Regions from separate parts of the Mus musculus genome. Here all the other regions are linked to region 1. A link is a loop called in an ENCODE intact Hi-C map of the cell type or tissue named here. Cell type or tissue: heart. All regions are shown on one strand. Each heading gives the region's core, and the rest is flanking DNA. Links, peaks and the distances in the headings are about the cores only. Region 1 has its middle 21 kb from the start of Hif1an. Region 2 overlaps Pdzd7 (PDZ domain containing 7). Region 3 has its middle 36 kb from the start of Slf2.

Evidence for each region. Peaks named below come from ENCODE experiments on the same cell type or tissue, not always from the same donor. Only the 100,000 strongest peaks of a DNase experiment are listed, where the experiment ranks them.
Region 2: a loop joins it to region 1, with 2.3 times the contacts of the local background. A loop is called at or near these places in 6 of 42 quality-filtered maps.
Region 3: a loop joins it to region 1, with 10 times the contacts of the local background. A loop is called at or near these places in 41 of 42 quality-filtered maps.

Annotation. Positions count from the first base shown.
Region 1 is chr19:44,578,266-44,588,526 of GRCm38, reverse strand. No RefSeq gene overlaps it. Among named protein-coding and RNA genes, the nearest start is that of Hif1an, 21 kb to the right of the region's middle. In heart, for the core only: no CTCF peak of the experiment used is centred there; a DNase peak (open chromatin) is centred at 5,646; H3K27me3 peaks cover 4,224 bases.
Region 2 is chr19:45,028,126-45,036,125 of GRCm38, reverse strand. Pdzd7 (PDZ domain containing 7) reads left to right here. Exons shown (of 16, transcript NM_001195265.1): 8 at 1-69; 9 at 2,441-2,491; 10 at 2,939-3,114; 11 at 5,837-5,928; 12 at 6,055-6,146; 13 at 6,315-6,386; 14 at 6,803-7,402; 15 at 7,647-7,747. Among named protein-coding and RNA genes, the nearest start is that of Pdzd7, 14 kb to the left of the region's middle. In heart, for the core only: CTCF peaks have their summits at 3,258 (motif pointing left), 4,101, 5,105 (motif pointing right) and 5,860 (motif pointing left); DNase peaks (open chromatin) are centred at 4,195, 5,185, 5,875, 7,995 and 4 weaker places; H3K4me3 peaks cover 560 bases; H3K27ac peaks cover 955 bases; H3K27me3 peaks cover 855 bases.
Region 3 is chr19:44,889,571-44,899,831 of GRCm38, reverse strand. No RefSeq gene overlaps it. Among named protein-coding and RNA genes, the nearest start is that of Slf2, 36 kb to the left of the region's middle. In heart, for the core only: CTCF peaks have their summits at 3,200 (motif pointing left) and 4,361 (motif pointing right); a DNase peak (open chromatin) is centred at 4,361; H3K27ac peaks cover 1,188 bases; H3K27me3 peaks cover 4,700 bases.

The sequences.
Region 1 (10,261 bases), core at 1,094-9,093:
CCCGTATTTGCTCTTGGTGTGTGACCTTGAGCAAATCCCATCACATGTGCAGGCTTCAGCTTCCTTGCCTATCTGTGAAGCACTTGGCTTTGCAGAAGGGCTCTGTGATGCTCTGGGGGGAGGAGGGGTTCAGACCAGAGCTATACATGCAAGCATGAAGCAAGGATGAGCACACTTCAGGCCTAGTACTTCTGCTGTTGTTGCTGCTGCTGTTGTACAGTCTCATGTAGGCCAGGTTGACTTACAGCTTGCTGAAGATGACCTTGAACTCTTGATCCTTCAGCCTCCACTTCCCCCCTGCCCCCAACTGCTGGGATTCCAGGCCTGTTCCACCACACCTAGCCCTTCCAACGTCAGGGGTCCCTGTGTTGATGCACTCAGAACTAAACAGAAGGTTTACAGTTAAAAGTAGCTTTGGAGCCTGTAGACAGGGTTATTTCTAGTTTCCCCTCCGGGACGTTGCAATGCAACGGAAACAAAAGTAGTTGAAATACGGACCAGAACCCGTGCTGCCTTTTCTCTGCAAGGTTCTTTTGGGAGACCCCCATCTGCAGACTCAGCAGAGGAAAGGAGCAATAGGCAGTGAATGCGCCCAGTTGGAGGGCGCTTCCTGGGAGGAGTTTTCATAGCCCCATGCAGATTCCTAACTCTGGTGACAGACTCAGAGACCAGTGCCCTAATGGGTTGAGGGAGGCAGGGTACCACTTCCTGGAAGGGACAATGATCAAAGCAGCAACAGCTTAGATAAAATTAAAAATAATAATTAAAAAAAAAGAAACAAGTGGGATCGGGGCCTGAATAGGAGCTGCGGATGATGGGGAAGGGGTGGGAGCTGTGAACTATTTGAAAAGCCAAAGTCGTCCCCCCCCCCCACTGATGATGACCAACAGGACACGCCCTTAATGCACGAACCTTAGCAAGCTGAAAGGCAGGGAAGTACCAGGAACCCCAGGATGCTGGCTGCTTTTCTCTGGGTTTCTTGAGTCTCCAGCAAAGGAAGTCACAGTCAGGCTGGGTCTTAAGTGTGCTTAGGGTGGGGGGTGGGGGGCTCTTGCTTTTGTCTCCTCCAGTCTTAGCATCTGTCACTCAAGCGCCTGCCTCCTGGGCTGCAGCTCTGTCCTGCTTGCTGAGCTTCTCTGCCCCCAACCTCCATCCATCTCACCCGCCTTTCTCCCTCCCCTCTTTGGCTGTTGGCTCATCTCCACTGTTTGTAGCCACCACACTTCCATTCTCTCAAGTCACGGGCTCTGGGGGCAGTTGGATGCTCTGCCCTTCTCCTGCGGCAACTGGGCTGGCAACAGGGAGCTGTGCTAGAGCCACAGAAGCCTCTGTGAGAAGCCTAGGTTCAGTCTGAAGGTTTTCAGTGCCCCGCACCCCTAAACACACACACACACACACACACACACACACACACACACACACACGCCCTCCCACTGCTATCTACAAGCAGGACTTCAAACTCAACTAGCATCTTCATGATAGGAAGAGTCCTCAAGAGGGCCCCATACCAACAATGAGTTAAACATGGGGTACCCGATGGATGTGGACTGACTCCCCAATTGGCACTTCAGTCCTGGTTCCCAACCAGCAGCTCCAGTTCCCCCACCGGACATCTCCTCCAAGAGAACCTTTCATACTTTAAATTCATCGTAATCATCTTGAGTTTCAAATGCCCATCTCTCTCAGAACCACTCCCCCCCCCCACACACACACCTTTCCACCATGAGCCTGATAGATCTGCCCAGACCGCTCCATATTCCCGTCTGCTCACACTGGCCACCCTCCTTTGAGCCTCTCACACTGTTGCTTCTCTGCACACGCTGATCCAGACCCCAGACCAGCTCGTGTGCCATCGTAGACAGGTTTGTTCTATTCTCTGAAGGGGTGCTAGATTCACCCCTCTAATTTGCCCTCTTCCCTGGCTGCCCAAGAGTCCTCACCTAGAACCCTGGGTTTTCCACTTCTGCTCAGAGAGGAGAGCCCAGCCTTCTCAGATCTATCTGGCTTGCTGTCAGTCTTGTTCTGTCTCCCCTGGGTACCATTCTTCTTGGATCCCAAGTTCATGTCAATATGGACATGTACCCAGGAGCCCCAGGAACTGGGATGGGTACTCTTCCAGGGAGCTAACAGCTTCTGGCTGCTCCCCAGGAGCATCTCGACTATAATAGAACTGATCACTAACACTCCTGGTCCCTGTCCTTCAAAAGCTCCTTCTGGAAACTTTGACAACAAAAATGTCCTTGGTTGAGAACAGCAGCGGATGGCTCTTTATACCTTTCCCCCTGTGGCCCTCTCTTAATTACCAGGGACTTCCACCTGCCTCCACATCCTTAGATTTGGCCAGAAGTGAGGTCATAACCCTGAGAGTCCCTAAAACAGGAGATACTACTGCTATCGTCTTTCCTTGCAGGTGGGGAGATGGAAGGCTTACGCAGCCTGCCCAGGGTCACCTACAGATGCAGGTGTTGAGAGAAGAAACCCTTCCCATATCGATTCTGTGTGGTCTTGGCCAGGCTACCTTCCTCTCTGAACGTTACCTGCCCAATTTGTAAACTGGCCAGGATAAGATGGCATCTGGCTCACAGGTGTTTGAGAGTTAGTAATATAGAACAGCTCTCAGCACAGAGCAGGGGTGCCTCTCTGCACCTCTCCTGGTCCGCTCTACCCACTGAGCCAGCACACATTAGCTCCACCTATCTGCCGGTGAGGCATCTCATCCCACCACGCTTGCTTGCCCGACTGTCATCCTCCTGTCTCTTGTTCTCCCCAAACATGGCAGACTTCTCGGGACTCCCAGCTAGATTCTCCTCACAGCAACTCTGCCCTCTCCTGTCACCCAGCCTGGGCAGCCTGACTGGAAAGGGCTGACCTTAACATTGACTGGTTTGGGAGATGGAAGCCTGGGTCCAACCTGAACCTAATAACTCCATGTCTTCCAGCCCCACCCTGTTTCCTCCATCCCCTTTCTAGCATTCAGATCCTCTGAGTACAGACCTTTTTCCCCTCCTTCTGTCTAATCCTTCTCAAAATACCAACCTGCCTCCCGTCCTCTGTACCTCTGGAAGGGTAGCCTGCGACCGTCTCTCCTCTCTCTCCACCTTCTCTCTCAGTTGCCTTCCATCTAGCTGACTTCTCAGTCACCAATTCCAGTGTCCTTTGCTCACCCAAACGGCCCCTCATAGTTGACCTTGGACTGAGCGTGGTGGTTAGGCACACCTTTAATCTCAGCAGTTGGGAGACAGATGCAGGCAGATCTCTAGGAGTTCTAGACTAGTCTGGTCTACACAGTGAGACCCCGAGTCTCAATAAATGAACTCTCAGAGTCAGTCTTGGTGTACAGACCTCCTGCTCCCTTCCCTCTGTCTCAGTGACCTCTACTCTTTTTAAGTAGTGGTTGGAATTGAACCTAGGGCCTTGGGTGTGCAGGACAAGTGCTCTATACTGAGCCATAGACCAGGCCATGAAGGTCCTCCACTCTCATGGTTCCACCCCCACTTACTTGGCAAATGATTCTCAGGTATTTTCACGTGTGTGTGTGTGTGTGTGTGTGTGTGTGTGTGTGTGTATGTGTGTTTAAACTATCTCTCTCTTGGGTGCTTTCACCTGTCTAGTGTTCTCCATTCCTATTCGGCCTCAGTTTCCTCTGGTACCAGCCATACAGCGTCTGTGCCAGCCCTCTGGGCCCTTCTCCCTCACTCCACCTCAACAGTGGTCTCTGATTCCCCTCCCATCAAACTGCTCTCCTCCCTGGCCTCAGGTTCATCCTCGCTTCTGTCATTTTGCTCTCGTAGAACATCATACTGTTGTGTTTCTTTCCTCTTCGTTAGTTAGCTCACACACAGAACACCTCCTCCAATAAACCCTACCCATTGTAAGCGTAGCTCTAGCTGCCCTCCGCCTAGGCGTCCCCTCCACCCCACAAGATTTACTTATGTGAGTGTGTGGGTGAGAGTGATACAGAAAATGGTATCAGAGGTGGTTGTGAACCACCTGATGTGGGTGTGGAGACTAAACTCAGCTCTCCTGGAAAAGCCGAGAGTGCTCTTAGCTGCTGAGGGTCTGACAGCTGCAGCCTTCTTTTGTAGGGCGTGTTGCTTGCCTCACACTTTTGCCAACTGACTCTCAGAACTTCTCTACTCGACTATCATGCCTCCTCTTTCTGTGGAGAATGTGTCTCATCTCCCACGTCAGGCTGCGTGCAATCCTCCCAGGTATACAAGGCTGTGTATTTGTATGGGCACTCACTCCTAAGGTTCAGCTGGAGTGACATCCATCATTAGAGGGGATGCAAGCTCCCTCCGTATGCAAGCCCCGTTGATCAATGATTGGAAAATCAAGGCATCTTTCCGGGATGTTACCCTTCGAGAGTCTGCAGAGTTTCTTGAAGGTATCACCAGTCAGCAGATGGCCACGTGTTCAGCAACTGCTGAAGGAGTGCTCACCTTTCTGGGAGCTGAGCCCTACAAGAAACTCGGGAGAGTAAATTGGTTGACAGTGGGCAAAGGAGATGGGACCGGCTCCCCTTGCCTGGAGTCCATCAACAAAGCCGGAAGAGGTTTCTGGAATTTCCTCATGTGAGCCAGCCTTCCAGAACACACACTTCAGCTTCACTCCACGCCCAGGGTGACCAGGTAAGTTCTCCAAGATACTCTTAAGGAGCATCCTTATCCCCTCTTAATCCAGAACACTGAATAGTCAGTACTTGTGGCTCAATGCCTCCGCACAAACCATAGAATGGCTGCCCCCAGGGGCTTTGGTGAACATGGCCATCTCCTTTTCCGGCCCTTCTGGCACGGTCGGGATGTGGCAAACCTTCCTCTTCAGTCCTTCAGTGTACTCCTCGCTTCCTTCTGGTTCTGCTTCCTGTTCCTCATCTAATGCATTCTGACCGCTTTTCTTTCATCAACTCATTACACTCAACAGACACTAGTACCATTGCCCAGCTATCAAGTGGCCCCTCTCTGGGTGCCTACATCCAAGTTCCTCTGTGGCTCTTCCATCTGCCAGGGCTCAAACTTTGGGAGATTGTCCCCATGCTTAGACTCACCTGCTTACCTGGAAAGCAAGTTTGTGTTCTCTTTGCTAGCCCAGACCCATGAGTGCCTCATTGTGCCCAGCTGGGCTCTCGGGTAATGTAGTCAGAGCACATTAGAATCAACTGGGAAACTGGCTAGGATTCAGACTCCTAGGTTCTAGCCAGAACTTCGAAGCGATTCTTCAGATGTAACTAGAAATCCGAGTTTCTGGAGACCCTGTTCCTGCAGGCCTTGCCCTAGGCGATGACTCTTCACTTGTAAGACTGTGAACTTCGTGGCATGTTATTGAACAACCACTATTAAAGGCTCTGAGACCTATCAGAGCTGAGGTGAGTTAGTGCCAGTCACATGACCTGTCACTGACATTTGGGGCCTTCCGTGACCCCACAGCTGTGGGGCTCCTGATCTCTACACTCTCCTGTGAGAAGAGTGGCCCCTGGCATGGTGGGCCATGTGAAAATGTAGCTCATATTGGGAAGCTTGGCCCCAGCAGGTACCACAGGGAGGGGTAAGGCTGTGGAGTCATCTCCAGACTTTTGTCTTTTTGTCACACAGGAAATCTCAGGCCTAGCTGGCCTGTGCAGAGCGGGCTCTCAGGCTCCCCCAAGTGGGCAGTGTGGGTAGCACAGTGCTGCCCATTCCAACACCCAAAGTGGCTCTGGATCCCTGCATGGAGCAAGTGCGCCACGCTGTGGCCACAGCAGGGGCCACTCGCCCCAAGGGAGCACACTGGAAACAGGGTGCTTGAGGTCTGGATATACAGACCCCCTCCCACCTCACTGCCTCCTAGACTCCCTTCTGTTCCTCATCCTGACTTTGGGAAGGTGACGTGTCCACCCATTGGAAGTAAGGGAATGCAGAATTACATCCTCTCTTCCACATCTCAGCAAAGTGCTTCAGTTAACAGCACCTTTGTGGGCATCAGAGTAGACTCCTGTCCATTCCAAAAATCCCAGCACCCCAGAGCCCCTGGCAAGCTTCTGACAGTATCTATGCCCAGGCCCTGCAGGTGGCCTATCAACTGAATTTCTTCACTTGTACCCACCCTTAGAAAACAGAACAATGATCATAAAATTGAACCTTGTATTCCAGAGGTGGCTCGACCATCCCAGCACACAGCGACACACAGCAGCGGCCCGGAGGAAGGGATGTCCCGCTGTTGTGTTGGTTAATACTACACATGGCTATATTAGGGTTTTAGTAATCACATCACACCGTTGACTCATATTGAGCTTTCAGTCAACTAAACCCCCCCAGGTCTTTTCTCCGCGAACCGCTGTCAAGCTGGGTCCACCCCGCCCCCCATCCAGTACTTATGCCATTGATTTTGTTTTAACCTAAGTGCAGGACTCTACATTTATCCCTGTTAAATTTAATCTTGTTGGTTCCAGCCCAGTGTTCCAGCCTGTTGAAATCGTTTTTGAATCCTGACTCTTTCATGCAAAGTCTTAGCTGCCCCTCCCACCTCCTAGCTCCGACACCTGCAAATCTGATGAGCCTGCTGCCTCGGTCAGCTGTCAATAAACATGTCAGACAGGACGCAGGCCTAGACTGAGCTCTAAGGTATCCTTCTGGAGACTTCCTTCCCATTCAGCCTGATGTGGACCCATTAATCAACTTCACCGCATCTAGCTCTTCACTAAAACCTCATGGCCATTTGGTTCAGTTGTATCTGCCACATCTACAGACATGATGAGGAACCCGTCAGTTGCTTTGGAAATTTCTCTTGCCCTGGGATCACACCTGCCCTCGTTATGCACCCCAAAGCATGTGTCCGGTCATCACCTCAGGGGACTGTAGGCTTCCCATGGTGCCCCCTCCTTCCTGACTGAGTGTCAGGGTCTCCTGAGAGTATCTCTGCTGTTTTATATCCTGCTGGGCTTCAGGGTCTCTACATCTGATATTTCATACTACCACTCTGCACCTCTGCAGATCTACTTTCAGTTGTGCAGTGGCCTCCCTCGACTACAAACTGAAAAGCCCTCAACCAGCTGCCCCTTAAAGGGTCACTGGAGTCTAGCAAACACTTCCAAAACCACTTCCTGTCTCCTAAGCTGCAGTCGTCTGCCTTCTAAACTAGGTAATGCAGTGGGCTGTGATGACATCGATCGAGGAAGAGGATTCAGAAGCCCAGGACACCCAGGTAGACCAGGAGAGCCTATTAGCTCTCAGAGCAGTCAGGCTACATCAATCAGACTAGGCAGGTGGCCAGAAGTCCACTGAACTGTCTGGTCGTAGACTGGAGCAGCACTAGCGTAAGCAAGGGATTCTCTCACATTTCCTACACAGGTTGGGAGCCGCAGCCCAGAGGAGTTGGAACATCAGCCTAGTTGGAGATAATGAGAGCAGAGAGGTGTGCAAGGCTTGTGCTCTTCCTGGCTAGACAGTATCAGCCATTAGGAACCTCAGAGAGCTTAAATTCAGGGGTCACCCATTCACTCGTGTCTATGGAAACGATAGACACGAGTCACACATGTCACAGGAAACAAACCAGGGGGTAAGGTCCAATAATAAAAAATGGAAACTGAGCACTTGGTATGAACACAAATTGGTCATGTAGGGAACATGATGTCGTTAGATTGGCTGATTTTAGACCTCTTTAAATGGGGATTCCTAACTTAAATGGTATCAATTCTGAAGACCTTTAAAGCAGTTATTGGCCAATACCTGTGCTTTGACTCACAGTGGTGCCCCCCTCTTGGCTGCCCTGTGCTCTGACTAACAGTGGTACCCACTCTTGGTTGCCAGGGGTGTGTCCTTGGGAGGTAGACTGACACAGCTGGAATCCATTCCTGAGAGCTCTCGGGCCATGGGGATGACTTTTCTGCTCATAGAAACAACTACTCGGAGGCTGAGTCAAGCTCTTGTTCTTCCTGTAAGAACTAAATTTAGTTTACAAGTCTCTGAATTAATTTGTTTATAAAACCGGATATCCTGATTACATTTAAACCCCTTAAGTATGCAAATGGAAAATATTATTTGATGTATTGACTTTCTGTGTTGTTTGAGACAGGTCTTGTCATAGCTTTCAGCAAAGCCTCCCAGATGCCAGGATTACAGGTGGCACATGCCAACACAACCATCTTTGATTTCTTAAGTACTTCTTTCATCTGACCCAAACTAACTTTTGTAAGGATTTAAGGCGAATCTTAGTCATTTTAAATGTCTCCAAACTACTCAGAAAGAAATGAGACTTCGACTTTAAAAAAAAAAATCAATTTAACTTTTAAAATGTTGGCATCACATAGCAAACCTTGTATCCTAACTCTCTTCTGTATGTCAAGGGCTTAAATAAGTGAGCATGTGCAAATACACACACCAAAGCTAGCTCTTAAAGGCTGAGGCAGCAGGACGGAGTTCCAAGTATGACAGGGTTACATAGGAGAGCATCTCAAGGAAAAACACAAATCAAAACCAAAACAAAATCCCCAAACCTACAGATTATTTGAAGCAAACAGTAGTACATGAGTTTGATGCAGTTAAACATGCTTACCCTTTTTTCTGAGGCCTCCCCCCACCCCCAGCTAGACCTTGTCTAGCAAGAACACAATGAAATCACCCCATGTATTTGGGATACTGTTTCAGATGCCCGAAATTGCAAGATGGCCAGAAACCTTGGTTAGGCACCAACAGGACTGCTAAGGAACCTAGAAATGTCGCCTTGTGGATTCATAAAGCACCGTCACACGGGTCCCAGCACAAATCAGAGCTGCTGTCGGTCCACGTGCTGGGCTGCTGCTCTTCTGCACCCACCTGTACTTGCTCAAGTCTAGAACCCACCTTAGGTGATTTGTTGTACATCTTGACTATGTGGTGCAATTTTTTGGCTCTAAAAATAATTAAAACATCTTCCCACTTTAATAATGTCTGCTTTCTATTGTTTCCTTTCTTGATGGGCCACAGCTCCTGGAGGTTTTCAGAGGAAGCCTGGCTGGCTGTAGGATCTCTCACAGCCTTGACCTGAGGTCACAGTTTCTATGCTGAGAGCGCTTGTCTCCTCACTCATAGGAGAGTTATGTCTTTGCCTGGCTTTTCCTTATAGCACACAGTGGTACCCTCTCTCTTCTCTCTGTCTGCTGTATCCACCCCACCCCATGTTCAATACTGCAGAGTTCTACACTCCCCTCCCTCCCGTAACTCTATTCATACTCCCTTGGGACCATAGATCTCCCCAAAAGGGAAAGAAAATTTTGACAATGATCAAGCTGAAACACAGACAACCCAGTCTTTTCTCCTCTGCTGGACAAACAACCTGTCTCCAAAGGAGCAAAGAAAGCTAACATATACTGGGCACTTAGTGGGCACCAGACACCGAGTTCACATTACAATCTCACTTCGCTCATTTCTAGTAGCCATCCGAGGGTACCTGTTAATGTGTTCAAGCTCAGAGAGTGTAATTGAACAGTCAGCGTAAGGCAAAGGTGAAACCAAAATTCAAACCTAGTCTACACAACTTCAAAGGGCTCTCTTACATATACTGCTTTTAGTTCTTGAAGAGAATTCTAGCCGGTCAAATGTGGCGGGACGGCAGTGTTCTGATGGAGATGCTGCCTAGCTGATTTCCTGCTCAGGCCATGACAAACTGTAATCTGAAAACCTCTGAGCTTCTGTGGCCCACCTCTCTATAGAAGCTCCCCTAAATCCTCGCTCTCAGTAACAACTCAGGAAGGAGCCTCTACAGTGTTCATTTTATGTCACACTCTCACATAACTGTCCCAGCAGCTCTGAAAGGCAGTGGAAGTGGTGACTTTAAAGATGAGGGGCTGAGGCCTAGCAGGACCAAAGAGCCACCCATCCTGGGCTATAGTCACCACTCCTGACACGCAAGTTCTCCCCACCCAGCATCTGTGCCCTGCACACACACGCACATCTTGCCCCTTCAACAGGTCTGGTCTCCACCCCTGCTCCCTGAGATCCTGTCCTGGCAGAACCATCTTTGAGCCCAGCTCTGGCTTATGGATCTCCAGTCCCCTCTACCACCTATGGTCTCCATGTTTCTTTCTTCATCTCAAGTATAGCTCTTCTGTGTGAATTCTTTGAGAACTGTACTTGAAAACTCAGGACAGAGTAAGAAAAGTTCTGCTATCAGCAGTTTTTCTCCCTGCACCCACAAAACACTACAGTTTTTGTAAGAAAACACATTTCCCAAGTGCCCTCCCTGAACTGGGTCTGAGGTTCGCCTCACAAACCCTCAATGTTGCAAGCTACCTGTTATTTCACAGACC
Region 2 (8,000 bases), core at 1-8,000, 450 kb before region 1:
ACAGAGAGGCCTGGACACTGGACAGCAGAAGCCCCACCAAAGTCCGCCCTCGCCTGGACCTAGAGAAAGGTAGGTGTGGGGTCCGTCTGGCAGGTCCAGGTTGAAATTCCACCCTGCCCTGCCTCTCACAGGGAGTAAAAGCCACTTCCTTGGGCGTATGGGGACCAAGTGAAATGGGAGCAAAAGTCAGCACTGTGTCTAACTCCTAGACGGTGCTCTGAAAATGGGGTGGCCACTGTCACACTGTTGTCTTCCATCTCAGAAAGGCAAAGTGACAAGCTCAAGGCACAGCAAGAAGTGAGCTCAGCTTGGAGTCGTGTGCTCTTGGCAGTGCTGGCAGTGGAAGGCACCTTTGGTGGGAACCCTGGCTTCACATCCTCCATCCAGAGCTCCATGGGCCCAATGCAGTTCTAGAATTGTCCCTGAGGAAAGCCACTTCTCAATCAGAGCTCAGATGGAAGGACACAGGTGGAGACATGTGTGCACACTCGTGCATGCACACACACTCATACAAACATGCCACACACACACATAACACACCCAAACACACACCACCACACACCATACACATTCACACACACCACACATACACACTCACACACATACCACACCATACCACACTACACACATATCACACACACACACCACACCACACACCATACACACTCACACCACACAAACACACACATATACCACACACACCACACATACAACACATATCACACCTTGCTCTCTCTCTCTTTCTTTCTCTCTCTCTCTCTCACACACACATACACACACACCACACATACAACACATATCACCTTGCTCTCTCTCTCACACACACACACCACACATACATCGCATATCACCTTGCTCTCTCTCTCTCACACACACATACACACACACCACACATACATCACATATCACCTTGCTCTCTCTCTCTTTCACACACACACACACCATACCCCCACCTGTCATGATAATTGAATCTTAGGACCCCAGACATGACAGGCAAGCACTCTAGCCCTGGGTTCTAGACCCAGCCCAGCTCAGGATCCTCACAAGAAACCTGTCAACCCTGTTGAGACTCAGAAACCAGAGCCAACACGGATGCCTTGATACAATTGCATAGGACAGATGGACACTCAAGTCCATCTAGCTTTAAAGCACAGGTCTCCAGGCTCAACAAGTGACTGTTTCTACCTGTCTGAGGGCATACACAGTACCAGCAGACATACCTCCTAGAGCCTGTGCCATTATTTTAGAAGGCTTTGCCAATTTAGAGATGAGATGGCCCCAGTCTCTTAGCAACCCTGGGGGCAGAGAAGTTTTGTTGTTGTTATTTGGGGCTTTTTATTTGGTTGGTTTTTTTGTTTGTTTGTTTTTGAAACATGGTTTCATTTTGTTTGAGGCTGGCCTCAAACTCTCAGATGTGTCTCCATCTGTCTCCTGCTGGGATTAAAGGCATATGCTACCTCGCCCGGCCTAAAGGAATATTTTTAAACAGTCCCAGCTGCAGGGGTCAGTCCGGGCCCTCTGGGGTTTCTCTCTCATGCTGAACAAACGACTGTGGTGGAAGAGAAAAGCAAGGCAGGAGCCAGATATGATGGATAGGTGATTTCGAAGTTCACCTGGGCCACAGCCCAGTTAGAATGCATGGGCTAATGAGAATGGTGGGGGTGGGGGGTGAGAAGTGGGGTGGGGGTCACCCAGGAGACAAGCAGGGTGCTGCTTCCTTCCAGAAGTGGGAGCGAACTTTGGGTAGGTAGGTGGAAGCAAACAGAATGAGAGGCCCGATGTTGCTCCACCTTAAAATTGAGTGTCTAGGGCTGGTGAGATGGCTCAGCGGGTAAGAGCACCCGACTGCTCTTCCGAAGGTCCAAAGTTCAAATCCCAGCAACCACATGGTGGCTCACAACCATCCGTAACAAGATCTGACTCCCTCTTCTGGTGTGTCTGAAGATAGCTACAGTGTACTTACTATAATAATAAATAAAATCTTAAAAATAAATAAATAAATAAAAAATAAAATTGAGTGTCTGGAGGCCTCCGGTGACAGGCCAGTAGGAGAGACAGGTCTCCAGTCAGGGGTACCTCTTTCCTCAGTCTGCTTTCTCATCTCTCAGTTCCCAGGATGCTGGTTTCTCATGGGTCTCAGCCTTCTTCTCTGGCCAGGCCTCTCTCCTTCCACGATTCCTCTTTCCCTCTCTGTTTCTTGAAGGTAGGCACCGCCAAGCTGTTGCCTGGGTTCTTCCCCTCATTCATTGCCAAATAAACTCCACACGCAGTGTTCATACTGCCTCCTCTTCCACGGCCTCCACCGACTCCCCACTGCCTTTAAGGTCAGTCCCTAGCTGGATATGACCTTGAAGACCCTCGACGGCTCTCGTCCCTACCCTGACCTCTTCTAACTGGAACTCTTGATCCTGCTGAACTGAAATCTCTTTCTTCCTTACAGCGGGGAGTGTGGGGCCTGTGCAGAAGTTTGTCACCTGGAGACTAAGACGAGGTAAAGGCAGTATCCCAAGGGCCCCACGGTAAAGCGATGGGGGTCAGCTTAGCGGTTTTGAACAACACTCATTTAGAGCTGAGCCTGGGGAGTCAGACTGAGAACTTGGCTAGCTTACTGGAATGTATAAGGAGGACAGAGAACTTGGACAGAGGGCTTGTGTTGGGATCCCCAAAGGGATGTGGGGTGAGGGAGTGTGTCTATACTCCAACTGGGGGGGGGATTAATGTGACAGTGAAGGAGGCTGGAGTTGGCTCTCTGTTGGTGGCAGTTTGTTAGGGAAGGCCATGTTTGGGAACAGGGGCTCAGAGGGATTCTGCCCAGCATGTTCATTCAGTCTCTTGGCTGGCTTCTTTGGAGCCTCGCCCCCGCCAAGAGAAACTCTACCTTACCCTACCCTATTAGCTCTTGTCAGCTTTGTCACATCCTCTCGCCCCTGCCCTACAGACCGGGAGAGGGGCCGGGCCCTGCTCTCCGCCAGGTCTGGAAGCCCCTCTGGCCAGGCACCCACTGTGAATGAGCAGGTGCAGGCCTGGGAAAGTCGACGGCCCCTCATTCAGGACCTGGCCCGGAGGCTGCTGACAGACGATGAGGTACTAGCAGTCACTCGCCACTGCTCCCGGGTAAGTCTCTGCCCAAGGCCTGGCCTTCATTTCGGACTACTGTTCACTGATCAGTACCTGGGCTTGTTGCTGGGAGGGCAATGGCCAGTAAGCTCTCAGGCAGGAGGGAGACAATACCTAGAATCTAAGTCCCTCTAGTGGCCAGTCCTACAGAGCACAGTGAAAAGGCAGCCGTGGGTAACCCAGGAGATCTGAGGCCTCTCAGAGGAGGTGACATTTAAGTTAAGGGAGAGGAAATCAGGTGACAAACAGGAGGGGAATGTCCTTGTAGGCAAGCGACTGTGTTCTCTCCTGCCCCCAGTCTTGTCTCCCATCTCCCCCGCTGTGTGCCTGGGACAGCCAGCAGACATGGCTTTATGCCAAGGGCCTGTTCCTGTTTCTCAAGTCTGTGAGCCTTTGCTCCCATCTCAACCGTCCCCAATACCCATACTATTCTCTCTCTTTTCTCTTCGACCAGTACCAGAGGGAGTCAGTTTTGGAGGGATCCCTGGAGCCTAAGTGTTGGGGAGGCTGCGGGGCACTGTTGATCTCTCCAGGAGAACTGTAAAATCCTTTACTATCATTTTGTCTCCAGGACTCCCAGGGTCCTGTGGTGGGTTTCCTGGAGGGCCATGCATCTGTTGCACATGGGGGGCAATCTGGGCAGTTTCAGAAAGCCACTTGTTCCTAACTTTACCTGGACTGTGACGGGGCTGTGTGTTGTTATTGTGATGTGTACACTGTCATGTCTGTGAAGTGTTGTGTTGACATGCCACACATGTTCGTATGTGCATAGCATGCATGTATGTACCCATATATGATGAAGTATCACTCAAAGGCTAAGATGGGGTCATTCACACATTCTCTTTCCTAAGATCTGGTTTACAATAGAAATGCAGATGGAGGGCCCTATCATGGGCTCTGAGCTAAATTCTGTCCTCAGTTCTGAACTTTAAGTGAGCGGTGTGCTCCAGCTCTGGTGAGCCTGCAACTCCGAGATATGGCCACTAGGAGGGGCTCTGTGTCTGTATCTTTGACCAGCCCCTTTTCCCACACCCATCCTTTGCCCAGCCTTCTTCAAACCAGGACTTCATTCACTGTGGTTCTATTTACCCTGTAGGCTGAACCTACTGCTCACAGCCAACCCAATGCCCCACCCATACCCTCTGAAACAGAGCCCGGGTCTGAGAGAGAGGCAAAGTTCCCTAGTGATTAAGGCGGCATGCCTGAATCTCCTCTCTCTCCCCTGAGCTGTCCATCCACATCCCTCAGGCCAGGAACTTAAAGACCTCTCTTACTGATGCAGAGGTATTCTTCCCTCATGAGGCAGAACAGAGTACAAGTTGCTTTCTCCCACATTCTAGGCCTTACCTGGTGTGACACCCCAATCTGCCATCCCCAACTTTTCTGGGATCTTCCAGGGCCACCACATAGCTGATGTCAATTATGAGCCGCATAGCTTTAGGGGGTGCTAGTCCCATGTTCTCAACCTGTGCAGCCCTGCCGGAGGGTCTCCATGAGCCCTTGATGCCACATGAAACCTTTGTTACCTCGCTATCCTGCCTGCCCTCAGAGCTTCTGTGCTGCCCCTTGTGTCCACCCTGGAAGCGTTGGCGGAGTGGTCCCTTGCTTACGATCCTTCACCCTTCTCAGAAACTCATAATGTCTCATTGCGGTCCGTGGCTTACGGATGACTGCCACGTGAGGCCATCTGTCCCTGTTCCCACCAGAGTCCCTGACGCTCTGGGAGAGGGTCTTATCATTGTGTCTCTTTTGCCACCCAGCTGCTGATCTTGTGTTTGTGGACTTTAGGGATATGCACATATATGGTAGTGTATTGTTGATGTGAGTCCTGTAAGCATATGTGTAGGTTAGGGACACACACACTTTTTCATTTATTCCTAAATATTTATTGATGATTCATGCTAATGGCCAGAGGGCCAGCTATTTCTGTGTCTATGTCCATACGTGGTAACAATCCAAGGAGCTCTCTGAAGTTGTCTTCCTTTCACCACCAGGGGGCAGTGTGCTGCCCAAGTAACTTGGCTGCCAGTATTTCGTTTTCTAGAATCCAAGGGGTGTGGCATCCCGGCCGGTGGCATCCAGGCCGTACCAGGCAGAAGGGTACTGACTAGAGAGGCTGTAGAGCCATCCGCTTGCCAAGATCACCATTCTAACCCTGAACAAAGGGTGGGAACCGCCAGGACCACAGCCTAGTGTTGGGCTCGCATTCATTCCTTCTGCCTGGGCAAAAGCGTTGGGGGTGGGGGTGGGGGTAGAGGTGGGAGTGGAGGTGGGGGAGTCCAGCACCTGAACATTCTTTTCCTGCCCCAGGGCAAGCAATAGGAAGATGTCTTGGGTTCTTGCTTTTCCTTTACGTCTTTATCTGTGTGGCTTTGAGCAAATTCTCCCTGAGCTTCGGTTCCTCATCTGTAAAACAGGAATCATCTCAGAGTGGCCGCGAAGTGAAAGACTGCATGTAAAAGGCTTAGAATTGCCTGTCCAGATGCCATTATTGATGTTGGTACTTGTTGCAGATCTGTGGATCACTCCAGGCATTCACAAGGTCATGCATCCACAAGGTCACTGACACACCAACTTGTGGACCTTGGATAGGGCGACTCTGTCCTAGAGCGAAGATGGCCGATGGGCTCCAGGGTCTCTGTGTGCCCTGGTGTTTCCCCACACCCAGCTCTAGCTAGAGTTGCTGCTGCTGTCTGACCTGTGATGTCTCTAAATGCAGTATGTCCATGAGGGTGGTGTGGAGGATCTGGTGCGCCCCCTGCTGGCCATCCTAGACAGGCCCACGAAGCTGCTGTTGCTGAGGGACATCAGGTTGGGAGAGGCTGGGGGTGGGGGGGTACGACCCGGGGGAACGGAATGACCCTAGGACTGAAGCTTCTCCATGACTGCACCCCCTAGAACCAAGCCCTGCTTACCCCACATCCCTGCCTTCCCCAGGAGCGTGGTGGCCCCCACAGACCTTGGCCGCTTCGATAGCATGGTGATGCCTGTGGAGCTGGAGGCTTTTGAGGCTCTTAAGAGCAGGGCAGGTCAGCAGTGTGTGCAGCGGGGGTGGGGGGTTGGGGGGGCGGGCGGGGACTTCTGGCTCCTGAGCTCTAGTTGTGGGTGGGGTGGGAGTGGAGGGTGGCTCATTGGCAAAGCTATCTGCGAGCCTGGCAGGGGTGTCTGACCTCTGACCTGCTCTCTTCTCCAACCAGTGGGGCCTTCTGCTTTGAGACCTACCAGGCAAGACACGCCACCCAAACGTCACCTCATCACCCCTGTGCCTGGTCAGTCAGAGTCCTATAACCTGGGGAAAGGGGACAACCCTGGGGACATTGGAACAGGGAGAACAGGTCTTCCATCCTTGCCTCCGAGCAGGGTCACTGACTGTAGTCAGGAAAGAAAGCGCTGTCCTCCAGGCCATGTTACTCACACATCCCCGTACAGGACATTTCAAAACTACGTGTTTTTAAATCTGGTCTCTTGGCTCTGCCAAAGTAGAACTGTATTACAATACAAAATACTATTAATAATAGGTCATGTTTGTCCACCTGACCCAGTGCCCCTTTACCATGGGGCACCTAACTCTGAGCAAATCTAGACCTTGTTTGCACACACTCGGGCATCCTACAGGAAACAGTAAGCAGCAGGGTCTGCAAGGGATGGTCAAGAAAAGCCAGTTAGCCTTGACCATGTTCCGCAGATAGCCGTGGGGGCTTTTACCTGCTACCAGTGAACAGCTCAGAGGATGAAGACGGAGAGATAAGGGAGAAGCTTGGGGTCCTTAAGGTCTCCCTCGGTGCCTCTGCTCCTCACCACAAGGGAATCCCCCCTCTACAAGACGTGCCAGTTGATGCCTTTTCGCTACGCCGAGGCGCATGCGCACCTCCTCCCCAGCCACCTCCTGTGGCTCCCCGACCTCCCAGGCCTAACTGGCTACTGACAGAACCCCTAAGCAGAGAGGACACTCAGCAGAACCAGAGCCAGACCCCAGCCCAAAGCTGCAGCCGCAGTCGCAGCCGCAGCCGCAGTCGCAGCCACAGCCGAGGTCAAGGCAAGTCTCCTGGGCGCAGGCGCTCCCCTTCCCCGGCACCCATCGCCACTGCTGCCACAGCCAACGGGCGTTACCACAGGCCTCGGAAAGCAAGGCCCCTGCTTCCACGACTTCTGGATGGGCAGGTGGCCAAAGTGGGAGCCAGGCAAGGGCCCTTGGAGAATGGTCGGATAGCTGAGGAAGCAGTCGGGAATGTCTCCACTGGAGCGCTGAGGACCATCACACTATCCAAGATGAAGCAGTCTTTGGGTGAGTCCTGGGAGCACTATTAAGCAGGGTAGACTCCTTGGGTTTGAGGGAGGTTGGTGGGCCAGGGAAGGAATCTGAGTACTAAGGTATATCGTTGGAGAATCTGTTTGGAGGTTGAGACTTGAGACAGAAGCCAGAGATGGGAAGAAGGCGGGACTGGACTTGGGGCTGGGATTCTAGGATCCTCCCGGGAGCTCAAGGTTTAGGGTAAGACTGTAGTCACTCTGCTTTGGATCTTGCCCAGGCATTAGCATCTCTGGGGGCATCGAGTCCAAGGTGCAGCCCATGGTGAAGATAGAGAAGATCTTTCCCGGAGGTGCAGCTTTCCTCTGCGGGGATCTACAGGTGCGTGAAGCGCTAAGCCTCTCTAGGCCTGCGACTTAAGTATAGCAGGGTTCAAGACCGCTCCACACTTCCAACTGGGCATGTTCAGACCAGGTCATAGGAGGTGGCTTGGGAGTATGGGGGTCAGGCCGGTAAGATGGGCAGTCCTAGAGAAGAATGTGTCCCCTCATGCAAGCCTTGGCCTGAGAATGGCCCATCCTGTTCTACCTCCTCCCAAGGGACAAAGGGCCATTGTCTGTGCCCCACCCTGCCC
Region 3 (10,261 bases), core at 853-8,852, 310 kb before region 1:
GAATGGGCAAAGTCACTTGTCTCTTTAATCAAAGGCCTCAGAGATGTCAGTGCGGGCTGCTGTGTGGGAGGGAGCCAGGGGGCCGTGGGTTCTTGGCACCACACCCCTCACCCCTAGCTCCCAGAGCCCGGCAGAAAGCCTCTAAATAGGGATGGTATGGGAGCTATCTGTGGTCCGGGCTGCCTATCTCAAGCAGAAACATGCTCTTCAAAGAAGCCAAGGGCAGGGGTGACCCAGATTGTGGTAAACAAGAGTTGTGCTGACTCAAAGGACATCATATCTCTTTGGAATGTTTAGAATCTTCCTCCCTATCACAGGAAGCCCCCAGTCCTTGTACTGGCTGTAAAGAGAAGATTCCCAGGCCGTGGGAATGTGCCTTTCCAAAGCCTGCTATGTAGATATTTTCCCACCAGGCCTTTGGAGGCTTAGCAGGACAGAAAACGAACTCTGAACTTCAGTCTTTCTCTGGGGCACTTTGCATCGAGAGAGGAAATCCACAGAACACAAGTTATCTGCCTTATCTGGCCCTAAGAGAGGTCGAGGTTCACACTCCAGCCCCAGGATGTCACACATTCTTGAGAGGGCTATTACCTGAGACATTCTTACTTGCCTGTTAGAGCAACAGCTTTCAGCGCCCACCCCCCCTCTTGGATAGCTCATGCTGTCATCAGCCAGGAGCCTCAAGCCCCCTCCCCCCCATTCTTTCATGTGAGGTCTAAAAATTTCACAAAGGCATGGGGGAGGGGGAGCACTCTTGTGAAATCTGATCAGTAGGGAGGCTGAGACAGGAGGATTGAGATTAAATATTAATTTATAAAGTAATTCTATATCATTTGATTAAGTTACTAAAGCCTCGTACTCTTCTGAAGTAGATACTGTTATTAGTCCCACTGAGTCAGAGTGTAAACAGCTTGCCCCAGGCCTCACAGCTAGGATCTGGTTGAGCAGGAACTGAAAGCCAAACCCTCTGGCTCTTATCCATCAGGCTAACGTGGAGGCAGAGGGAATTTCCCTCACCCCATCTCTGCAGGGTCAATATTTTAGTCTAGGAAGCAAACTGACAATAAACACCCACGGAAGAGATGCAAATGTATTCCAGGCACAAGAACAAGAGGCAAAGAGAATCTAAGGTTAAAAGAGGGGGCCAGATTGGGTTGGGGAGACTGATGGTTTCAAATATGCAGAACCCACAGGAAAAAAGCCACCCATAGCACCGATGCAACCCCAGCACCCCAGGTATGTGTATGGGGAAGAAACAGGAAGATTGCGGAGGTGTGCTTGTGTGAGCGATTGCCTGCGAGGATGACCATGCACCATGTTCCTGCCTGCGGAGAGCAGCTGAAGACTCTGAAGCAGGTGAAGACATCCAACCCAGAGGCATCAGAGCCCCTGAAATTGAACTACATTTGTGGGTGCTGCAAATTGAACCCTGCAAAAGTAGAAAGCACTCTCCTCTCCTGAGGTAGCTCTCCAGGCCCTCACTGGGGCTTTCTGGCCCCCAGCCCAGCAGTTAGTCTCAGTGAGAGAGAGAGATCCTGTCTCAGGGAGTAAGTTAGAGAGTGATAGAATAGGAGGCCTGTCATTGTCCTCTGTCCCCAGCCCCCTTCACAGGCCCACACACACTGAGTTCCAGGGGACAGAATGGTTTGATGCACACATACTAGTTATTTCTGCCATGGGGCCAGGGTTGGCCTGGGACTTCCTAGGTAGTTTAAGGCATACCTTGAACTCCTGACACTCCTGCCTCTGCCTCCTATATGATAGTATTACAGACATGTGCCACCATGCCCAGCTTACATTTACATAAAATATAATTAGCAAATGAATCCGTAATATGCTTAGAAGAATACTGACACAGAGTAAAGGTTATTTGAAGTGTTTTTGGTATAAACACATTCACAGCGATCAAGGGACAACATTACTGGGACTCTCTGAAGATACAGCAAGTCCTTGAGATGCTCTGCCTCCCCTTCACTCCTTGTCCTCCAAATAGATAAAGAATGGTCAGCCTCTGCTATCTCCCTGGAGTAGAAGAGAAAGTTCAAATGCTTCTCCCAACGTGTATTCCCTCTTCCAGGCCCTGGGGGAGCGCCAGTGCATTGGCCTTGGGGAAAGAGACCAATCTTGCTCTAGAGAGAACAAGCTTGTCCTCCTTGGTGGGAGGGAAGGTCAGCCTGGGGGCTGTGGTGGCTGCAGCGACTTGGCGAAGGACACCATACTCTTTGACATAAGCGGGATGTAGAAGATAGCAGAGTTTTGTAAAGAACCAGGAGTCAAAGGCTGGTTACCTTGGGTCCCCCTTCTAGCTCTGCCACTGACTATGGGACCTTGGCCAAGTCACTTCAGGTCTGACCTTGGTTCTGTATTTGAGGCAGAAAAGAATGGGGGACAAAGACCTTACAAGTCTCCCACCTGACATTGTGGAGTTCTGTGTGAGGCTGTGCAGATCTTTTAGGTTTTCCCTGAGCCTCCTCTATCCTGCCCCACTCCCCGCACCGTAACATCAGCAATACAGGGAAAGCCAGGATGTGTCAGACTATTATAGTCACCAAGTGCAACAGATATCATTTCTGAAACTGGAGTATGGGGAAAACCAATTGCCTTAGGACAGAGGTCCTCTTCTCTTCTCTTCTCTTCTCTTCTCTTCTCTTCTCTTCTCTTCTCTTCTCTTCTCTTCTCTCTCGCTCTCTCGCTTTCTCTTTTTGAGACAGGGTTTGTGTTTCTCTGTGTAGCTCTGGGTATCCTGAACTTGCTCTGTAGACCAGGATGCCTCTGCCTCTGCCTCCTGAGAACTGGGATTAAAGGCGTGCTTCACTACGGCTTGGCTCAGCTGAGGGTTTCTATCTCTGTTATCTTAATTTCGACTTGGATGACTTTGGTTCTGTCAAGGTCAAAGCTGGGGCTTCTGACCTTAGGGAACGTCTGCAGGCCTTCCTGCTAATCCCACTAGTTTTCAAGGATACGCATGCTTCAGGTTCACCGAGGCACAGTGTGGAAACAGCAAAATTCCACGTGAAATTCTAAGCTCCCGTGACTGTCCTTGGATCCTGTTCTGGCCTCCCATCCCCTTTTAACTGAGCTGAGCTGGAGGGCTGGGGTACACAGTCCTTGGTGTGATGGGGCCAGGTTGGAGGCCGGAGGCTAGCCTAGGGTGGCTTCATGGCAGGTGGACACAGTTTCTGGTGAGGAGGAATCTGGCACCCTCTGCTGACCCCGCGGCAGGAGACAGCTGGTCAACCAGGCTAGAGCTGCAGCCATTGGGAAGGGGGAAGGCTGGGGTCTACTACTAAGTGGCAGCTTACTAGTCAAAAGAGCAGTTCCCCTCTCGGAATAGATCATTTTTATTGGTTTTGCAATAAGCTTATGAGACAGGAACAATTGCAATAAACAAACTGAACAAGAAATCGAAAAGATGGCCCCCGAAAGCTGTTACTGAGCCCTTCACACCTTCTCTTAATGAGTCTGTAATTTATAACAAACTCATCACCCCAGCACCTCCAGGGTTCTGCGGCTGGGAACTCATGGCCTTTGCCCGTGTGTGGTTTGTTACTTTTTAGGTGCCCGGGACTTGGTTTAAGAGGTGGTAGGTGTGTCTGGGGAATAGGAGGAGGCACGGGTTCTGGAGTCCCTGGTCAGACCTTGCTCCAGTCATGGCTACCTCTGTCCCTACTTTAGATCTCCGCTGAATGGAGGAGGCTGGCTCCAGGGAACCTACTGACTCCAGCTTTCTGCCTCAGCTCTCTCACCAGCCTTAGGCTGGCGATGGAAGCCAGCTTCCCTTTAGACTTCCAGACTAGTGCTTTGAATGGAAGGCTGTGATAACTGGCAGCTTCCATTGTTCCTAGGGATGAAGCACTGGCAAGGAGCTGAATCTTCTTGTTTCTCAAGGGTAGAGGCTCTGTCAGGACGAAGACATGCCTTCCTGTCTCACTCTGCAACAGGTTAGGGTTGAAAGCAGAGTAAATACTCCCCTGCAGTGTGGACATGGATGGAGAAGCCAGGGCTGGGTCTCTTCTTTCTGGCAAGATTACCTAGGGAAAGCCACATCTACCCGCTCAGCTTCAGCTCCTGGCGCAGTGTCAGGTGGAGGCTACAGAAGGTCACAGTTCTGTCTCTGCCATAGATTGAAGTTCCCTTAAGCACCCACTTTCTCTGGCCCTTTTTGCTATCAAGTGAAGCCTTTCCGCATGGTAGCCTCCAGACCTGTCACCTGAATCTCCAGGAGGTACTTGCCAGCCTCCTGTGTATTTTCTGGCAGCTAAGCATGGGGGAAAGCTTCCAGGGATGGGACCTGTAGTCCTGACCAAGCTCTCCTCTGTACCGGACCAAGTACCTCATTGAGATGCCTGCAATCCTTACGGGTGGCCACAAGATGTCAGTGCCAGGCCATACAAATGGCTCTTGTCCTGCAAAGGCTGGAAGGAAGCAGGGAGATTGGCGCCGACCTCAGCTTCAACTTCTCCCTCTCCAAACTCTTGACTTTGTATCTCTTACATGCTCCTGACTTTTTTGAGCCAGATGGGGAGTGGGGGTGGCTGGGAGGATTGGGGGGGTGGAGGTGAGTTTCTGAGACTCCTTGGCATCTTGCTCTGGGAAAGGTAGGGAGCTTGAGGAAAAGTATTCTTTACCCCACTGTGTGTGTGCGTATCTCTGTGTGTACATTCACACATGCATGTGTGTCTTCAGGCCATCCTAAAAGGTTAAGGAGAATACCAATAATAATTACATATACATATATACATATACATATACATATACATATACATATACATATACATATACATATACATATACATATATATACATACATGTACATATAGCCCATTTAAAAACTAGAACACTTTTTACACTTTTTCATTATATAGAATTGATAACTTTTTGAGAAAATAAACATGCATTTAAACATTTTTTTTTTGCAGCACATTCATGTACTGAACACTAATACCGCACATTAATAGGTACAACGTTTATGTTTTAGTCTACCACTTAAATTAAAAAAAAAAAAAAGAAACCAAACAAAACTCAAAATGCCAGCTTTGGGGTTACCTGTATTTGTGGCTGATGTTTTGAGTATTTGTGTCTGCATAGACAAATTCAGATCTGGAAGGCCTTAGAACTGTTCTTGCTCTAGTTGGCACTGTTGACTTATGCCCATGATCCTATAATCCCTTCACTCAAGAGGCTGAGGCAGGAGGATCACCTGAAGTTTGAGTTCAGCCTGGACTACATAGGGAGCTCCAGGCTAGCCTGGAGTTACATGAGACTTTTTAAAATGGTAGAGAGAGGCCGAGAGGAGTGGGCGAAGAAACGACTCAGTCAAACCTCTATTGGTGGGGAAATAGGTCTGCAACGGAGCTGTCCGGTGGAGTTGGCTCCCCTGCCTTCACCTCAGCATATGAGCGTCTGTCCAGATGCCTTGGTCTTCCCAGTTTTCTTCTTAGGAAGGTCTCCAATTTCCCATCAACCAGCAGCTTTCTGAACAACATCAGAAGGAAACACAAAGAAGGCAGAGATAGAAGAAAGAGAAGGAAGACAAGGCCGTACTGTGTGGGTATTTGCCATCTTGGTGTCTCTCCCTTATCAGAAGTGGATGCCTCTGAGGGAGTGTGTCTCCCTGCAGCAGATCTGCCTGTGTTTGAGTGAGTCTGAGACCCCGTGTGAGTGTCCCCCTCAGAGCCAAGGACTCCTTAAGAAGGTTTCTGTGCTTTGGGCTGGCACTGTGGGAGCCAAGGTGTATCCAGGGCTGGTGTGCATGCCTGAACGTGATGGAGTAACCGTGAGGGGAGGCTGCCCCCTCTCCAGCTTCTTTGCCCCCACCAGACTGTCCTCTCACAACCCCAAGGGTTTTGATGTCCCTGCCCCAGTGGCAATGAAATCCTTTATCGGTTGAGGCACCAGCCCCCGTGTTGGGATCTCAAGGTTCCTGTCGGTTCCATCCATCTTCCGGGGCCTCCCGGTATTAGCATTGATCTACAGGGGAAATGGAGAGTGCGGCTGGGTTATTACGCACCCGCCCGCCTTCCCTGGGCTGTGATTGAGTGCACACAGAGAATTTTTGAAACATGGCCACCCTAACTTATTCTGTCTTCCTGCCAATAGCGTGGCGTGGGTCCAAATTACGGGTCGATACCAGCTGATCTTTTTATGTTAAACTGTGATGACGTTGCTTCTGTGTGGAGATGGGATTAGGCCCTGGGCCCTCATTTAATGGAGAACTTTTGGGGTGGGAGAGGGGGGAAATCCCAGAGTGGGCAAGGGGAGTGGTCAGCGAGGCATAATGTTGGGCGGGGTGGCCGAGGGCACACAGTTAAGCGGTCTGCGCAGGCTTGGCTCTGGGCCTGGACTGCTCGCATGCTTGAGGAGCATCGGAGCCAGCAGCCCCAAGGCCCCTAGGCTCCCTGCTCCTGCTTAGTTTCTTCCCTCGTGGTCCTCTCCATGCCAGGGACCCTCAGCTCCCCCGTCAGACCTTGCAGGCCAGTCAGCCAGTCTGCCCCTACAGAGGCCCCTCCTTGCTCCCCTCCAAGGATAGAATTCCATTTCCCTCCAGCCCTTTCCACTCTTCTTCCCCACCCCCACATCTACACACCTGCACCATCAAACGGGTTTGTCTTTAACCTCCAAACAGGGAACTTTAATTAAAGAGACAGTGACCCCTTTTATGAGTTTGGCCGAGTTGGGTTTCAGGGCCCTTGTCACTAGCGGCTCACATAACGCTAACAAAAGCTTGCAGGCCCCAAGAGGAACTGTCTCCCTTATGGACACTGTGGTGGGGGCACAGGGTAGTTATGGGGGGGCATGGGAAGAGGGAGCCATCTTAGGGTCAGGAGCCCCAGTGACTGAATCTGTGAGATTGGAGTTGAAGGAGAACGGGCTAGGATCCCCAAAGGGGAACATGGACTGTGTAATTCCTTTGGAGCTTGATCGCACAAAAGGACACCATGTGGATCCTAGCACTATGCTGGGAGCTCCTTGTGTCATGGATCAACTTCCAGCAGGGCCTCCTGTCGGTGTCCAGGGCTCTTAGATCATGTACTTGTGTTGTCTTACTCTCTCGTGCTACAAAACTGGAAATAATTTCCCAGGAGAATAGGCTGGCTAGAATTCACTCTGAAGAATAGCCATTTTTTTCTTACATATTTAAGGAAAAGTGACTTTATGATAAGACGTGATTGCTAATAACTATAATAACACACCACTCAGCACACAGCAGAGAATGTGAATTCTGCTCTGTGTCTGGAGGTTCCAATGCTGATAGCACGCACACACACACACACACACACACACACACACACACACACACACACCACTAGATAGGGAGTTGTTCAATTCTGAGCCTACATGTGCCTGTGGTTCACTATCTCACCCCCATGTCCCCTAAAGACCCCCGAGTGCAGGCCACTGCTCTTGGGCTGCTGTTATGAGTTCAGGCCCTTATCTTATGTTTAATCGCCTCTCGACTGTTGATTTTTAACCAAGGGCTTTCCCAGGTCCTGTAAGGGATGTTTGTTCACCCTTTGATCTGCTTCTTTGATATCCTTTGTGAAGTCTTTAACCTGGAGCGGGTGCCCAGCCCGCCACACTTATTCATTCAACAAACTTGGGCTGTTAAAAGGAACCAGCGCATAATTGATGATTTCCGTAAGGGAGGGTTTTCCCAAAGTAGGGTACACTCCCATTAACCAGAGGCTGATAAATTTCTAGTTATCTGCCTAGAGAATTAGTCACCTAAATGGCTTGATCCAGGGCTAAGCCCAGAGTAGATTTGTGGGGGAGAGACTCCCCACTCCTCACATTTTTTTGCACCATGGTTCCCTGGCTGATCTTGTGACACATGGTCTGGCCAGACAAAGACACTTAGGGGATATATGGGGACAACATTGAGGAATCAACTGATGTAGATACAAAAGTGTGTGTGTGTGTGTGTGTGTGTAGACGACACACAAACTAATACTAACAACATCCTTATGTTCGTTCCTATCAGAGGTTTGCCCCCGTGCACACTCAACATAACCTACCCACGTGAGCGGCGTGTCCATGCGTGCGGCAGGGAGCGCACACACCCACAGAGAGAGGTCACAGCCTCTTCCCAGCTCTCTGAAGGAGGGATCTGGAGGCCAGAAGGGTCGGGCCATAATTGGGTTTGGCATTTCCTACCTCCGCTGCCCGGGAAGCTCTCTCTGTTTCATCCACAGCCTGATCAACCCCTGTCATGTGCCTTTCCACATGGACGCCCCCGACCCCCCAACTCAACATGCTCTTGGAAACTTCGTTAGTACCATTAATCTGCTGACCCAGGCAATTCACCGTCTCTTCCTGCTACTCAGCTTCACCCCTCCCCGGACAACTCCTGACCAGGCAGAAATCCTCTCTCATTCAATCCACCCCTCTGCTGCTTAGCTTGTCCTACTGTCACATCGCCACTCCTGTCCTGTAAGCCTTTCCCAAATGTGGCATTTTGTCTGTCTAGTTCATGTTTGCCACCACTACCTAGAAGCAGAATGGGTCCCGTAAAGTTGCCCCTTAAAGCCAAGGGAGTGGGGTCAGACTCTGGCTGTTAGGAACCATACATGGGAAAACCTACCATGGATGGCATGTTTGCAATATTAATGTTGTGGTTGGGCTAGACACCTTTACACAGCTTATTCAGGACCTAAGAGGAAGACTCAAATTCCTCCACATCTTTTAAAATTGCTACTACTGACATTGTTTTTGAGGCAGGGTTTTATGTAGCCCAGGCTACTCTCAAACGCACTGTGTAGCTGAGGACCTTGACTTTCTAATCCTCCTCCCTCCAGCTGCTGAGTCCAAGGATCTCAGGAATATGCCACCACATCTGGGTCTACCACATCTGGGTCTATTCCCTGCTGCCAATGGAACCTGGGCTTCCCGCATGCTAGGCAGCCAGCCACTCCACTGATTGAGCCACACCCCAAGCCCTTGTCTGTTTTTGTTTTATATACATTTATTTATTTTGTGTGTTTGCCTCTGTGTGTGCCACTGTGCACATGTGGAGGTCAGAGGACAACTTGCAGGAGCCAGTCTTCTTCTAGCCCATGACAGGCTCTGGGGATCAAAATCAGGTTGTCAAGCTTAGTGGTTAGTGCCTTTACCCGATGAGCCATCTCCCTAGCCCCTGGATTGGTTTGGTTTGGTTTGGTTTGAGACTGGCTATTACTATATAGCCCCAGTTGTCCTGGAAATCACTATATATTCCAGGCCAGCCTCGAGCTCACTATCCTCTCAGTATCCGGTGTGCTAAGATGACTGGTGTGTGCCACTGTGTCTGCCTCTCGTGCCCCCATTTAATGGGGGAGGAAAATAGAGGCTGGGGTAGCTACTTGTTAAGGGATGGTGGAGAAAGATTGGAACCCAGCTCTGCCTGACTCAAGCCATTCTTTCTGTTTTATAGGAAGGAAAGGACCTCCCTGTTCTCAAACTAGGTTCTAGGAACCCCCCCCAAGAAAATTCTTATGTAAAAGGACCCTGGCCCAAGGGCTGTCTTATTTACTCTGTGCCAAGGCTAGGCCTTGAGGCTGAGGAGTGTGTGTGTGTCCCTCCTGTCCTTTTCCTGTCTGCCAAGAAAGGGTCCACGATGTCCAGCCCCTGCTGCGCCCTGGTGCCAAGATACAGAGCCTCCGCCGGGCCCAACCTTACAGGGGATGGATGGTTCTGTTGCTTCTCTGGCCTCTGCGGTTGATGTCCTGGGCCCATTGTCCAGGCAGGAACAAAGACTACGGATTTAAGCCCAGTGACCAGGCAGCTCTACGAAGCAGAAAAGACTGTCCCCCCTCGAAGCTGGGCCCAGCCGTGGGGGGGGGGGGGAGGTAGTTTTAGGAGGGGGACCTGAGAGAAAGAGGACAGGGAACCTTTCAAAGTAACTAATTAAAGGGCCTTTGCCTGCCCCCTCCCCCTGGGTGCCTAATCTCTTTGGGGCAGTAGCCAGACAATGTGCCCGCCACCCTGCCCCCTCACTAGAGTTTTAAAACAAGAGACAACTTGAAGTTAATGAGCGCCACCTGACGGGGGTCCCCTAATGAGAGGGGGCTGTGGGCAGCTCACACATTCTCTGGTTCCATGAATAGCTCCCCTAACCCCCTGAGTTTTATTCATCTAGGGCTAGGGGCAGGGGGCAGAAAGGAAGGGGCCCTGCTCTGTGTGGAACACGTGGATAGTGGTTTGGTCCCGGAAGGAAGGAGGCCCACCTCCCCTCCCCCATGGCCCATGCCCAACTTGGAGGCCGAGTCTTACCAGCCTTTGGCTG